Linked DNA regions of Homo sapiens: region 1 is linked to region 2. Evidence: read pairs that join two places in POLR2A ChIA-PET (ENCODE). Cell type or tissue: endothelial cell of umbilical vein. All regions are shown on one strand.

Evidence for each region. ChIA-PET counts read pairs that join two places held together with the same protein. Peaks named below come from ENCODE experiments on the same cell type or tissue, not always from the same donor. Only the 100,000 strongest peaks of a DNase experiment are listed, where the experiment ranks them.
Region 1: POLR2A ChIA-PET joins it to region 2 with 7 read pairs; 4 of 35 experiments call an interaction of 5 or more read pairs at or near these places.

The regions. Positions count from the first base shown.
Region 1 is chr1:224,140,441-224,148,440 of GRCh38, forward strand. The region is part of intron 3 of FBXO28 (F-box protein 28); the gene reads left to right. LOC124903813 (UPF0764 protein C16orf89-like) reads right to left here and starts at 2,505. Exons shown (of 3, transcript XM_047436340.1): 1 at 2,362-2,505; 2 at 2,141-2,242. The coding sequence starts at 2,505. RefSeq lists an enhancer at 4,951-5,452. In endothelial cell of umbilical vein, no CTCF peak of the experiment used is centred here; no DNase peak of the experiment used is centred here.
Region 2 is chr1:224,422,687-224,430,686 of GRCh38, forward strand. It overlaps WDR26 (WD repeat domain 26), which reads right to left. Exons shown (of 14, transcript NM_001379403.1): 4 at 1,832-1,968. Among named protein-coding and RNA genes, the nearest start is that of WDR26, 8.1 kb to the right of the region's middle. RefSeq lists enhancers at 5,695-6,284, 6,285-6,874. In endothelial cell of umbilical vein, no CTCF peak of the experiment used is centred here; a DNase peak (open chromatin) is centred at 4,855; H3K27ac peaks cover 1,834 bases.

The sequences.
Region 1 (8,000 bases), 280 kb before region 2:
TAGGTCAGTTATTTTGAGGGATATGCTTCCATTTAAGTTTAATGCTTACAGAATGTTGTTTTTGTTTCTTTTAAAGTTGATTTTAATGTGGCGATACTCTTAAAAATCAAGATTAGTTGGGAACATTTCTCCTTTTACTATGCTTGTCCCAAAATAAATATATACAGCCATGAGCCTTTAAAAAAAATAAAAGTCTGTTTTCATATTAAAGAGAATATAGCAGGCCGGGCAGGATTGCTCACACCTGTAATCCCAGCATTTTGGGAGGCTGAGGTGGGCGGATCACCTGAGGTCAAGAGTTCTAGACCAGCCTAGCCAACATGGTGAAACCCCATCTCTACTAAAAATACAAAAAATTAGCCGAGCATGGTGGCACGTGCCTGTAATTCCAGCTACTCAGAAGGCTGAGGCAGGAGAATCGCTTGAACCTGGGAGGTGGAGGTTGCAGTGAGCCGAGATCGTACCACTGCACTCCAGCCTGGGCAACAGAGTGAGATTCTGTCTCAAAAAAAAAAAATTATTCTGAGAAATAAGAAAAGATATGCCAGCCTGGCCAACATGGTGAAACCCTTTCTCTACTAAAAATGCAAAATTAGCCAAGTGTAGTGGCAAACACCTGTTGTCCCAGCTACTCATGAGGCTGAGATAGGAGAATCGCTTGAACCTGGGAGGCGGAGGCTGCAGTGAGCCGAGATCAAACCACTGCACTCCAGCCTGGGCAAGACATAGTGGGGAAAAAAAGATACAATCGGCCGGGCATGGTGGCTCACGCCTGTAATCCCAGCACTTTGGGAGGCCGAGGTGGGCGGATCACGAGGTCAGGAGATGGAGACCATCCTGGCTAACAGGTGAAACCCTGTCTCTAATTAAAATACAAAAAATTAGCCAGGCATGGTGGCGGGTGCCTGTAGTCCCAGCTACTTGGGAGGCTGAGGCAGGAGAATGGTGTGAACCCGGGAGGCGGAGCTTGCAGTGAGCCAAGATTGCACCACTGCACTCCAGCCTGGGCGACAGAGCAAGACTGTGTCTCAAAAAAAAAAAAAAAAGATGCAATCATGCGTCATTTAGCAAAGAGGATCCATCCCAAGAGATGCATTGTTAGGTCACTTTGTCATGTGAACATACATCATAGAGTGTATTTACACAAACCTAGATGGTTCTTACACACATAGGCTATATGGTATAGTCTATTGCTCCTGAACTACAAACCTGTACAGCATGTTACCGTACTGACTATTGTAGGTGATTATAACACAATCATATTTGTATATCTAAACATAGAAAAGGTACAGTAAAAGTAGGGTATAAAAAAATGGTACACCTGTATAGGGCATTTATCATGAATGAAACTCAGTTTCTCTGGGTAAGTCAGTGAGTGAGTGGTGAGTGAATGTGAAAGCCTAGGACATTACTGTACACTTTGTAAACACTGCATACTGAGGCTACATTAATTTTTTTTTTTTTTTGATACTGGGTCTTGCTGAATCACCTAGGCTAGAGTGCAGTGGCATGACCACAGTTCATTGTAGTCGTGACCTCCTAGACTCAAGACAATCCTCCCACCTCGACCTCCCAAGTACCTGGGACTCTACAGGCACATTAAATTTTTTTTTTTTTTTTAATTTTTGGGGCCAGGCATGGTGGCTCACGCCTGTAATCCCAGCACTTTGGGAGGCCGAGGCAGGCGGATCACCTGAGGTCAGGAGTTAGAGACCAGCCTAGCCAACATGGCAAAACCCAGTCTCTGCTAAAAATGCAAAAATTAGCCAGGCGTGGTGGCGTGCACCTGTAGTCCCAGCTACTCGGGAGGCTGAGGCAGGAGAATCGCTTGAACCCAGGAGGTAGAGGTTGCAGTGAGCTGAGATTATGCCATTGCATTCCAGCTTGGGCGACAGAGCAAGACTCTGCCTCAAAAAAAAAAAATGGGGGGACAGGCATGGTGGCTCATGCCTGTAATCAATCCCAACACCTAGGCCAAGGTAGGCGGATCATTTGAGCTCAGGAGTTCTTTAAGTTTTAACTTCTTGACTTTTTTGTAATAACACTTAGCTTAAATGTCGTTTCGTTATAATATTGATGAGAAAAAAAAATCAGGCTGGGCTCAGTGGCTCACGCCTGTGATCCCAGCACTTTGGGAGGCTGAGGTGGGTGGATCACCTGAGGTCAGGAGTTCAAGACCAGCCTGGCCAACATGGTGAAGCCCTGTCTCTACTAAAAATAAAAAAATTGCCAGGCACAGTGGCTCCCACCTGTAATCCTAGCACTTCGGGAGGCCAAGGCAGGTGGATTGCCTGTGCTTAAGAGTTTGAACCGGCCTGGGCAACATGGTGAAACCCTGTCTCTACTAAAAGTACAAAAAGCCAGGCATGGTGGTGCGTGCCTGTAATCCCAGCCACTCGGGAGGCTGAGGCACGAGAATCGCTTCAACCCAGGAGGCAGAGGTTGCAGTGAGCCGAGATCTTGCCACTGAACTCCAGCCTGGGGGACAGAAAGACACTCTGTCATAAATAAATAATCGTGCCACTGAACTCCAGCCTGGGGGACAGAAAGAGACTCTGAAATAAATAAATAAGTAAGTAAGTAAATAACAGAATGAGACTCTGTCTTAAATAAATAAGCAACCAAGCAAGCGTGCGGTGGTGCGGGCCTGTAGTCCCAGCTAAATAAATACATATATTAGCCGGGTGCAGTGGTGCGGAACCCAGGAGATGGAGGTTGCAGTGAGCCAACATCGTGCCACTGCACTCCAGCCTGGGTGACAGAGTGAGACTCTGTCTCAAAAAAAAAAAAAAAAAGAGAAGGAGAAAAAAAAATCAGTTCCCGGCCAGGGCCACTGTCTGTTTAGTTTGTGCATTCTCCATATATCTGCATGAGTTTTCTCTGGGCACTCTGACTTCCTCCGACATCTCAGAGCTGTGCCTGTTAGGTTCATTGACATGTCTTAGTGGTCCCAGTCTGAGTGAGTGTGGGTGTGAGGGTGCCCTGCAGTGAGATGGCATCCTGGCCAGGGTGGATAACGACCTGGTGCCCTGAGCTGCTAGGATGGGCTCCAGCCACCTGCAACCCTGAACTAGAATAAGCAGATTGAAAAATGAATGAATAGGACGGGTGTGGTGGCTCACGCCTGTAATCCCAACACTTTGGGAGGCCGAGGCGGGCAGATCACGAGGTCAGGTGATCGAGACCATCCTAGCTAACACGGTAAAACCCCATTTCTACTAAAAATACAAAAAATAAATAAATAAATTAGCCAGGCGTGATGGCGGGCACCTGTAGTCCCAGCTACTTGGGAGGCTGAGGCAGGAGAATAGCATGAACCCGGGAGGCGGAGCTTGCAGTGGGCTGAGATCACGCCACTGCACTCCAGCCTGGACGACAGAGCAAGACTCCATCTCAAAAAAAAAAAAAAGAAAAATGAATGAATAGCCAGGCATGGTGGCTCACACCGTAATCCCAGCACTTTGGGAGGCTGAGGCGGGTGGATCACTTGAGGTAAGGAGTTTGAGACCAGCCTGGCCAGTAGAGATAGTGAAACCCCATCCTCTACTAAAAATACAAAATTTAGCCAGGCATGGTGGCATGCACCTGTAATCCCAGCTACTCGGGAGGTTGAAGCACAAGAACCACTTGGACCCAGAGAGAGATGGAGGTTGCAGTGAGCTGAGGTTGCGCCACTGTACTCCAGCCTGGGAAACAGAATGAAACTATGTCTCAAAAAAAAAAAAAAGGAATGAATGAATGGGCCAGGTGTGGTGGTTCATGCTTGTAATCCCAGCACTTTGGGAGGCCAAGATAGGAGGATCACTTGAGACCAGGAATTCAAGACCAGCCTGAGCAACATAGGGAGACCTCGTCTCTACAGAAAAAAAAAATTGCCAGGCATGGTGGCACACACCTATGGTCACAGCTACACAGGAGACTGAAGTGAGAGGATCGCTTTAGCCCAGGAGGTCAGGGCTGCAGCGAGATGTGGTCATGCCACTGCACTCCAGCCTGGGCAACAGGGCGAAGACCCTGTCTCAAAAAAAAACAAAAAAGGCTAGGTGCAGTGACTCACACCTATGATTTCAGCACTTTGGGAGGCGGAGGTGTGTGGATCACGAGGTCAAGAGATCGGGACCATCCTGGCCAACATGGTGAAACCCCATCTCTACTAAAAATACCAAAATTAGCTGGGCGTGGGTGTGTGTGCCTGTAGTCCCAGCTACTTGGGAGGCTGAGGCAGGAGACTCACTTGATCTGGGAGGTGGGGGTTGCAGTGAGCCGAGATCGTGCCACCACTGCACTCCAGCCTGGTGACAGAGCAAGACTCCATCTCAAAAAACAAAAAACAAGCCCTCCTATTTGTTATTGTTTCTGAACTACATGTTGGTAGGAGGTGCTCCTTAAAATTTTTGCTTTACAAACATGTATTCCCTGAAGTAACCCACCACCATGATGACTGCCATAGCTCACTGATTGACCAAAAATTGGATACATTATCTTGTTTTTATTAATCTTTCTTAAATGTGTGTATAGTTCACATTTATTTCAGTGTTTGATATTAGAAGTGTTTTAGGGGCCGGGCGCGGTGGCTCACACCTATAATCCTAGCACTTTGGGAGGCTGAGTCGAGTGGATCGCTTGAGGTCAGGCGTTCAAGACCAGCCTGGCCAACATGGTGAAACCCCATCTCTACTAAAAAATAGATAAATAAATACTAAAATTAGCCGGGCGTGATGGCGGGCATCTGTAGTTCCAGCTACTCGGAGGCTGAGGCAGGAGAATCGCTTGAACCAGGGAGGCAGAGGTTTCAGTGAGCTGAGATCGCGCCACTGCACTCCAGCCTGGGCAACAGAGCAAGACTACATCTCAAAAAAAAAAAAAAAAAAAAAGGAAGTGTTTTAGGTCTTTATTTAGAGGTTTGGTGGTTTTCATGACCAGAACTATGCCTTAGGAACTTAACACTTGTTTATATTAATTAGCCTATGATAAAATTGGTTTCATTACATGTCATTTCACTTAAAGTCGGGATTTTCAAGAACCTATCAACATTAAAATGAGGACTTCTGTATAATATAGTAAATACTAGGCGATGGGAATTTTCCAACTCCATTATAATCTTACAGGATGACCCTCATATATGGTTTGTCATTGACCATAACATCATGATGCAGCACATAACCGTATTCAAACAAACATGCCATATAAAGAATATTGAGGCCAGGCCTGGTAGCTCATGCCTGTAATCCCAGCACTTTGGAAGGCTGATGCGGGCAGATCACCTGAGGTCATGAGTTCGAGACCAGCCTGGCCAACATGGTGAAACTCCACCTCTACTAAAAGTACAAAAATTATCCGGGCATGGGCCAGGCGCAGTGACTCACACCTGTAATCCCAGCACTTGGAAGGCCAAGGCAGGTGGATCACCAGAGGTCGGGAGTTTGAGACCAGCCTGACCAACATGGAGAAACCCATCGCTACTAAAAATACAAAATTGTCCAGGTGTGGTGGTGCAAGCGTGTAATCCCAGCTACTCAGGAGGCTGAGGCAGGAGAACTGCTTGTATCCGGGAGGTGGAGGTTGCGGTGAGCTGAGATTGTGGCATTGCCCTCCAGCCTGGGCAACAATAGCGAAACTCCTTCTCAAAAAAAAAAAAAAAAAATTATCCGGGCGTGGTGGCACACGCCTGTATTCCCAGCTACTCAGGAGGCTGAGGTAGGAGGATCACTTGAACCTGGGAAGCGGAGGTTGCAGTGAGCCGGGATCACACCATCACACTCCAGCCTGGGCGATAGAGTGAGACTGTCTTCAAAAAAAAAAAAATTAAAAATAATATTTAGAAAATTTTAGATGCACTTAGGTTTTTTAAATATGGAGGAAATTTTTTTAAAAAATAAAAGGGGTAGAAGGGAAAGTTAAGGAAATCTCAAGTACAACAAAAAGACAGATGAAAAATGAGAAAAAAATGAGCATTTATGAGGTTCAGTATTCTAGCAGGAGCTTTGTTTGCTAAACAGTAGATTAAAAAATTATTTCTCACCCACAGTCTAAAGGCCTAAATGATATTCATCGTATATAATTTGTTACTGTACCATTTTAGACATAAGCGTGGTACTTCTACTGTGTGTTAGAAATGTGATGGTGTACTTTTTAATTTTTGTAGAGACTGTTTCTAGCTATGTTGCTCTTGAACTCCTGCCTCCCTTGGCCTCTCAAAGTGCTGAGATTACAGGCATAAGCCACCAGCCACAGCCTGTACTGTACTTTTATAAAACTAAAATTTTTTTTTTTTTTTTTTTTTGGGAGACTGAGTCTTGCTGTGTCGCCCAGGCTGGAGTGCAGTGGCACGATCTGGGTTTGCTGCAACCTCTGCCTCCCAGGTTCAAGCGATTCTTCTGCCTCAGCCTCCCGAGTAGCTGGGACTATAGGCACGTGCCACCATGCATGGCTAATTTTTGTATTTTTAGTAGAGACAGGGTTTCACCATATTGGCCAGGCTGGTCTCGAACTCCTGACCTCGTAATCCGCCCTCCTTGGCCTCCCAAAGTGCTGGGATTACAGGCGTGAGCCACCGTGCCTGGCCAAAAATATTTTTTATAACCTGTAGTCAGCTCTGTATTCGTGGGTTCCACATTCATGGATTCAACCAACCGTGGATAGAAAATATTTAGTGAGACTCTGTCAAAAAATATATATGTATATTTAGAGAAGAAAAACAATTGCCGGATGCGGTGGCTCACGCCTATAATCCCAGCACTTTGGCAGGCCGAGGCAGGCGGATCACAAGGTCAAGAGTTCAAGACCAGCCTGACCAATATGGTGAACCCGCATCTCTACTAAAAATACAAAAATTAGCTGGGCGTGGTGGCAAGCGCCTGTAGTCCCAGCTACTCGGGAGGCTGAGGCAGGAGAATCACTTGAACCCCGGAGGCAGAGGTTGCAGTGAGCCGAGATCATGCCACTGCACTCCAGCCTGGGCAACAGAGCGAGACTGTGTCAAAAAAAAAAAAAAGAGAAGAAAAACAATTTTTAAAACCACAGCTGTTTTTAAAATATGAATTTTAAAATAGTACAATGTAACTACTATTTACAAAGCTTTGACATGGTATTAGGTAGTGTAGGTAATCTAGAGGTGATCTAGGTTATATGCAAATACTATGCCATTTTATATAAAGGACTTGAGCACACACACATTTTGACAATGTGGTCCTGGACCCAAACCCCTGAGGATGCGGAGGGACTGACTATTTTACTTCTTACAGCCTGGGTAAGGTTCAACATGTGGTATATCATTTGAAAGGTGTAGAAACAGCCATTAAGAGTTTAAGTGACCTTCCTAAGGCCTGTGGTCTTTCCACTAGACCTCAAAACTCATACCATTACATTCTCGTTAATGTAATTTGCAAAAAAAAAAAAAAAAAAAGATTAAATCTACTCAGAAAATGAACTGTTTTGAAAATTTGTTAAATACCTTGCTTTCTTAATATATACCTCTAAAGCCATGGCAGCCACTTAAAACTCTGAATGGTAGAAGCAGTATGGTTCTCACACACATACTTTCCTTCACCTTATCCTCTGCTTAAAGCTTTTGGACAAAGAAAAGAAACTATTTTGAATTTTATTGAAAACATAGATTATCCCATTTGACTAAAATAATCTCTATACAGTAAGATTTTTAAATGTTCTTTTTTAATGGAAGACTGGGGCAAATGGAAAGAGTGAACTTGCTTTTACACTACATTTAGAAGACTACAGTAAAGATAATATTTCACAAATTGTAGATGTATTTTCACATTACTTTTAATGGCAAAACCACAGTTACTTTGGAACCGATCTAATAATTTACTGTCAGTTAGCAATCCCTGTAGGATATTTTGATAATGAAAGTTATTCTGAAGAATAAGTATCATGGAAAAAGACTAATTGTATAATATATGTTAAGAAACGGCCAGGCACGGTGGCTCACGCCTGCAATCCCAGCTCTTTGGGAGGCCGAGGCAGGCGGATCATGAGGTCAG
Region 2 (8,000 bases):
CTGGGTGACAATAGTGAAACTCTGTCTCAAAAAAAAAAAAGGAAAGAAATTAAGAGTGAAGACAATGTAACTAGGTGGGAAGCTACTATAATATTCTAGGAGAGATGTCCATGGCTTAACTAGGCTAGAAACTGTGGAGATTCAGAGAAATGAAAATTTTATATTTTTTAGAATTAGGCCATACATGTCAAAGTTAAAAGACAAAGAAAAAGCAATATGAGGCTTAAGTTCTTCCCTTAAGCAACTGGGTTGAAGATCTTGCGATATACTGGAAGTGGCACAGGTCTGTAGAGGTTAAATTTATTCCTAAATTATTCTTTTTTATACTAGTGTAAATAAAACTGTTTTCTTAATTCCATTTTCTGAATTATTCATTGCTAGATTATAGAAATACCATTATTCTTGTGTATTGACCTTGTATCCTACAACCTTGCTGAACTTGCCTATTAGTTCTAAGAGTTTTTTAGTGGATTCCTTAAATTTTCTTTATATAAAATCATGACATCTTTGAACAGAGATAGTTTTTCCTTTTCAATCTTTTATTCCTTTTTCTTGCCTAATTTCCTTGGCTAGAACCTCCAATACAATGTTGAACAGACGTAGCAAGAGTAGACATCATTGTCCTATTCTTGATCACAAGAAGAGAGGTTTCAGTCTTTCACTGCCAGCCCTGTGAGTTTTCATTAATGCCCTTTATTCGGTCAAGGAAGTTCCTTTCTATTCCTAGTTTGTTGAGTGCATTTATCATGAAGGGGTGAATCCAGAATTTTGTTTTGAGGCTGGGTGCAGTGGCTCATGCCTATTAACCCAGCACCTTGGGAGGCCGAAGCAGGTGGATTGCTTAAGGTTAGGAGGAGTTCAAGGCCAGCCTGGGCAACATAGCGAGACCTGTCTCTACAAAAAATGAAAAAATTAGCCACATGTGGTGGTACATGCCTGAAATCCTACCTACTTAGGAGGGTGAGGCAGGAGGATGGCTTGAGCCCAGAAACTAGAGGTGGCAGTGATCTATGATTGTGCCACTGCACACCAGCCTCATACAACTGAGACATCTATTAAACATCCAAGTGGAGAATGTCAGGTATGCCAGTAGATATACATATTGGGAGTTCAGATGAGAAGCTAAATTTAAGAGCCACTGGTATACAGATAGTATGTGAAGGCATGGTATAGAATGAGATTACCTAAAAAGAGTATGTAGATAGAGAATAAAGAGGCCCAGGATCAAACCTTTGGGTACTCTAACATTTTAAGGATTAATGTGGCGAGGTACAGTGACTCATGCCTGTAATCCCTGCACTCTGGGAAGATCACAGGAGTTTGAGATCACACTGGACAACACTGTAAGACCCTGTCTCTACCCTTCACCCCCCAAAAAAGGACTGATGTTGATGTGAGGATTAAATGAGGCTGTTTATGTGAAAAGCTTAGCAAGGGCCTGGCACATGACAAGTATTCACTTAAAAAAGTTAGTGTGCACCAATACTGGAAATGTCATTGTTTACTGTGATCCATATCATATGATTTTTATTTTGTTTTTAACTACAAAAGCTGTCCTTGGAATGTAATAGGGTTTTCATAGAACATTCTAAAATAGCATTTCACAGGCAATACATATTTTCTTCTCCCTTTCACCCACTTAAATATATCTCTATCCTAATCTGAACAGTTTCCTAGAATGACCAAAATAGTTGATCCACACAGGAGTGAGTTTACCTAGACAAATATCTAAGAATTTAGCAATAATCAAGATTTTATATTTTGGAAAAATGTTAAAGAAATATAACTTTGGCCCTCCATTAACCTGAGTTCAAGAACTCAGTTTCCTTACCCACTAAGAACATGAATGCGCTCTGTATTGTATTTCAGCGGCGTCAATTCACAGCGTAGAACTTGAAGTGCCTCCAGGACCTTGCCATCCTCCAGGTATTCTAGGTACTTCTGCTGCAGCAGCAAAAACTTCATCCTCTGACATGACAGAAAGCAGCAGTCAGGGGAAAAAAGTTGATGGAAGTTTCAGAAAATGTTTGTGCCTAAACAGAACAGTAGAAACCATTCTACTATGCCCTTTGAAATAACTTTTTATAAAGCTTCAAGATGACTCAAAATATTTTAGTTTAGTAGAGCCACAGTAGATTAAATGTGACTTTGCTCAATTCCACATCTTACTAAAACTCTGCTTTGAACAAATAATCTCAAATCAGACTAGATCATTAGTGACTGAGGCATCAGCCTTGGAAAAAATGAATTCTCCTCTCAAAGCAATCTCCTACAATTGTAGTTCTTGTATAAAAATTTAGAACTATTCCAAGTACTTGAAATTTGCTTTTTAAGAAGTATGACTTTATAACTAGGGCACTGGGGGGTTTTATGCAACAAGTTTTGAAAAGATTAGAGAAAAAAATAGCAAATGAACTATTTAAGTCACAATGTGAAAGAGGGAATAAGTAGACCAGAAATCAGAACTAGACACACTCAGGAGAAGGAGAAAAGTATATTTTGGCTTATCAAAAGTTAAGAGCTGTCCAACAAATGTACTACAAGTTGGTGTGCAAAGTATTGAATTTCCTACAACTAACGTGGACAAGCATAAGCTTGATGCACTCACTCTCTTCTAGGCGGCTATTAAGGGATGTCTACGTTAGATGGTTGAACTTAAAGGTTTTTAAAAAGATTCAATATTTGTACTTGTGTATTTCTGACAATCTGATCACTGATGCATTTAAAAGTGAAGCACAGGAAATTATTATTCGCTCTTTTCTCCCCTAAACCAATAAACCACTTTCCAGCTGTGAGACACTTTCACATTTAGTTTTTTCCTGAACTGTGTTTTTGACTTTAATACTTTTAAATGCTACTTTATTATTTTACTTTTAACTTGAAACCACGTGGTCACAATCTTAGCAGTTTTTTACAAGAGAAAAGGGATATTTATAAACATCATTTTGAAACTTCTTTTAAACCTTAAACCTAATTAAGGACCACAGGTTGGAGGGACCTTTTCATCATAGTTGCTACTTGTGGAGCTTGAGCAAGCCAATTAATGTAAACAGAGACATCAGTAGGTAGGAAATGTTAGTCATATTTAGAGACTCCAAGGAATACAGCGGTAAAGATCTCAAGTCCACTTAAAATTAAAACTTAAAGTACAATTTTTCTTCTTCGTAAGATGCTTTTCTTCTTTTTTTTTTGAGACAGAGTCTCACTGTGGCCCAGGCTAGAGTGCAGTGGCGTGATCTTGGCTTACTACAACCTCTGCCTCCTGGGTTCACGCGATTCTCCTGCCTCAGCCTCCTAAGTAGCTGGGATTACAGGCACCCGCCACCACACCCAGCTAATTTTTGTATTTTTAGTAGAGACAGGGTTTTGCCATGTTGGCCAGGCTGGTCTTGAACTCCTGACCTCAAGTGATCTGCCCACCTTGGCCTCCCAAAGTGCTGGGATTACAGGCATGAGACACCGCACCCGGCCCAAAATGCTTACTTTAAAACCATAAAAAAATACACTGCTGTCACGAAATGCTGTGGAGAAATTACCATTTATTTGCAGAATTAACAGTATAATAAACTGCTCTACAAGATTTTCTATCAAGGAGTATTTAGAAGAGAGATATAAACTGTAAGCTTATAAAAGTGGTTTCTAGAGAAAGTAAGCAATAATAAACCCTCTCATATAAGTTAGGCATGTATTTAAATTTATAAGATACATTTCTTTTGCTTGATACAAATCTCATCTTAAATATACGGCTAAGGAACAGAAAAAAATTCAAACTGAGACACTCCTGTAACTCTGGGAAAATTACACTTATCAAATTTTACATATAAATTTAGAATGACTAATGAATGTTTCAGAAATACATTAATTACCAAGATGCTCTGAAAAGTACATTACTGTACATACAGCCTGAAGTTAACCTTTCTATGTTAAATGAAAAAACTTTGTCATTCATCAGGTCACAGAAACCAAAAACTAAACAATGCAAAAAAAAAAAAAATCTAAAAATAAAAGAATTTTATATTTGAAGTTATTCTGGATATTCGCACCATTTTAGCTTCTGAAAAAAATGCAACTATGAAATGAAGACCTCATATATTTTCATTTATCAATATAATGTTAAAAGTTTCATTCCACCGGGTGTGGTGGCTCACACCTGTAATCCCAGCACTTTGGGAGGCTGAGGCGGGTGGATCACGAGGTCAGCAGTTCGAGACCAGCCTGACAAACATGGTGAAACCCCGTCTCTACTAAAAAAAAAAATACAAAAAAATTAGCTGGGTGTGGCAGCGGGTGCCTGTAATCCCAGCTACTTCGGAGGCTGAGGCAGGAGAATCGATTGAAACTGGAAGGTGGAGGTTGCAGTGAGCCGAGATTGTGCTACTGCACTCTAGCCTGGGCAACGAGAGCAAAACTCTGTCTCCAAAAAAAAAAAAAAAAAAAAAAAGTTTCATTCCATTTTGTGGTATTTTTTAAATTCAAACTTGAAAATCTTATTCAGTTGCAGAACTTTTTCATTTAAATGTCACATGGAACTGGCCAGAGCATGAGATGTAATTTCTTCACTAAATTTTCTTAGTAATTGGGAATTGAGGGGCTTAAAAAAAAATTTCAGGGCAAGTTTTTTATTTACTTAATATTTATTTTTTTTGGTATCAATCATTAGGCTCCTATGCCCACCCCTCCCCCATTCCAATGTGTGCAGGGACAGTGCCCAAAGCGCTATTTCTCCCTTATTTTCCCACCAAGATCTTGATACAACATGTTACTCTTTTTCTATGGGGCAGAGGTGGGGCAGGAGAGCAGAGAAAGGCTGACTAAAACTCTGAGAGAAGCCAATATAAACACATATTTCTGTATATACAGGGAATGCTATAAAAGTAGCACAAGAGCATTTCTCTATGAGTCATTTTATCCAGATCAAGACCAAGAATATTCTCAAACAGATATCAAATCCTGGTATTGTGCATGGCAACTAACATGCTGCTGGCCAAGCACAGCTAGAGATCTGTTTGAAAGAAAATGTTTATTCTCCAAAAAATCAGTTGAAGTATTTGACACATACGATAAGGGTGGGGAGTAAAACTGTATTTTACCTCCCAAAATTTAAAGCACAAAAATGTAAATATAACCTCAAGAAAGCAAAGACCCTTTAATTAACAAATAATGTTAAATATTTACTGAAAACATTGTAAAAATCAGACAAAATTAAAGCTTGCTGAGATGGGGACAGGGCTCTACTAATGTTTATATTTTTTAAAAAATCTTGAAGAAATAAAGACAAAAAAAGATTAGGAAAATAAACTCTCCTTTATGTCTTTCCCCAACTCCCAACTAGATCTCTTAAGAGATTATTTCTGGTCTCTAATGATTTTTTACCATCTCTGGGCCCAGCAAGATCTCCTTCTCCATTTTAATATCTAATAAATTTGAAATTGTTAAGTGACTAGGATAGCTTGAATGATAGTTTCACGTCGTAAATTCTGCTGTTGCTCCCCTAGTCCACCCAATACTGAATTGCTTTATTCCTTCCTTTGCTCCCATATTATTAAACTGAACTCAACATGAAAGAAAAACCCAGAAATTACGATACTTAGAAAGTCTGGTTCTCAAGGGCGGCCTCCTAGCTAATTCAGTAATGGTTCTAACTCTGGAGTAAGGTCATAACCAAATCTTATCAATTAAATCATGATTTCTCAGAGAAAAGGGGAAATAAATTATATCTAAACTTGGCACTCAAAACTCCTATTTGACTTTAAAATATACTAGTTAATTATAGATGCCAATTTTTCTTAAGCATATTTCCATTATATTAAAAAATAACCAAATATTTCTAGACATAAAAAAAGTTTTCTATTATTGGTCTCGTATACCCATCCAAATTGCCCAGAAATGGCGAAGTATATTTGAACCCAAACTAAAAAATGCTGATTTGGCCCGGCACGGTGGCTCACGCCTATAATCCCAGCACTCTGCGAGGCTGAGGCGGGTGGATCACCTGAGGTCAGGAGTTCGAGACCAGCCTGACCAACATGGTGAAAACCCATCTCTACTAAAAATACAAAAAAAAAAAAAATTAGCCAGGCTTGGTGATGGACACCTGTAATTCCAACTACTTGGGAGGCTGAGGCAGGAGAATCTCTTGAACCCCGGAGGCAGAGGTCGCAGTGAGCCAAGATTGCGCCATTGCACTCCAGTCTGGGCAATAAGAGAAACTCCATCTCAAAAAAAAAAAAAAAATGCTGATTCATGAAAGCAACTTCTGCCATTCCTAGTACCATTTAATCGGAAACCATTTAAACAGCTGGTGCAGTGGTTCACACCTGTAATCCCAGCACTTTGGAAGGCTGGGGCGGGCGGATCACAAGGTCAGGAGTTCGGGACCAGCTTGGCCAATATGGTGAAACCCCATCTACACTAAAAATACAAAAATTAGCCGGGCATGGTGGCATGTGCCTGTAGTCCCAGCTACTTCGGAGGCTGAGGCAGTGGAATCGCTTGAACCTGGGAGGCGAGGTTGCAGTGAGCCGAGATCGCGCCACTGCACTCCAGCCTGGGCGACAGAGCGAGACTCCATCTCAAAAAAAAAAAAACAAAACAAACAAACAGACAAAAAAAACAAAGGGAGTAGGCTGTAGAGAGAGTGGATTGGGTCAATGAAAACATTCAGGCTTAAAAAATAAAGTACAATTTTAGTCTAGACTAAGCCATCAAATGTGTCTGGGTATACAATTAAAATAATTACGTTTAAAGAAACCCTAATAGTTGTCTTCTAAGATATTATTACAAATTTAAGCTTATATTAGATTCTCTTCTTCTGGAGATGGGATGGATGAGAAAAGTAAATTTAAACACAATTAGAGAGGTGAAGAGCAACTTCAAAAAATGCTGAAATTAATCTTTAAAAGCAATTGATTCATCAATGCTTAAAGTGAGATAAAAGTTGGAACCCTTTTCTTTTTATAAATACCTAAACAGTTTGATGGCATGAGGCTCAGCCAGAGATTTAATCTTCATCTTTTATTAGATCCTAGAATGTTCTACAGACTGAACAGGCTGTAAAAAGAAAGGATTCCTCCTTATTATCTATAACTACCTTTCTTCAGTTTACATGCTGCCTCTAATGAAGGTTTCTAATGAGATAGTCATAATCGAAATCCAATACAGAACTCTCAAATTACTATAAACAAATAAGAAAAAAATAGGAAGTAAGCCTATTAAATTTTTTACTACTAAATTACAGATATAATTTGGGCGAAGCTTAAACAACCTCCAAGAAATCACACACATTTTAAACCAGTCCACAGGCAAGTTCTTTATTGTCAACACACAAGTAGTGCTAACTTGCCCAATGGGAAAGCAACCTTAATTCTTCTTTTGGCCATCTAACTGTTTTTATTTTAGCTCATTCAGTCAGAAGCAAAAATTTATGCAGAACTGCTCAATAAAATGTACTTGGGTATTTTTTTTTTAAACCCCAAACACACCAACTGAGGAAACTTTAGTTAACGAAAAATTTCCAATCCCTTTGAATATAGATGTTTAACTATTTTAACTTCTGTTTTTATTTTTCAATTTTACTACAGAATTATTTTATAAGTTAACTTATTACCAATCATCTTAGTCAACAGTAGTTTAAAATTTTTAATATTTTAAGTATTTAATGAAAGAATAAAAATAATACACTACATCATCAATTTAAATGAATTTGCATTTATTCTTGCTTGTTTGCACCTTTAATTCACCTGAAGCCCATTTCTCTAGGATTATATTATTGTGTAGAATTATACTGAGTTTGAAAACTCTTTTGTAATAAGATTTCAAAAGAAAAAAACACAAGGCCTTATTTTTATAGAAAAAGGCAGAAAAGATTAATGTTTGACTCAATTTTAAAAAAATCAAAATGTAATAGTCATTTACTAATATTTAACAAACAGCTGGTTTCTCTACTTCACTTCCTATTTGCCTTCTTTCTCTCCCCACCCCCAGACAGGAAACTGCTTTTG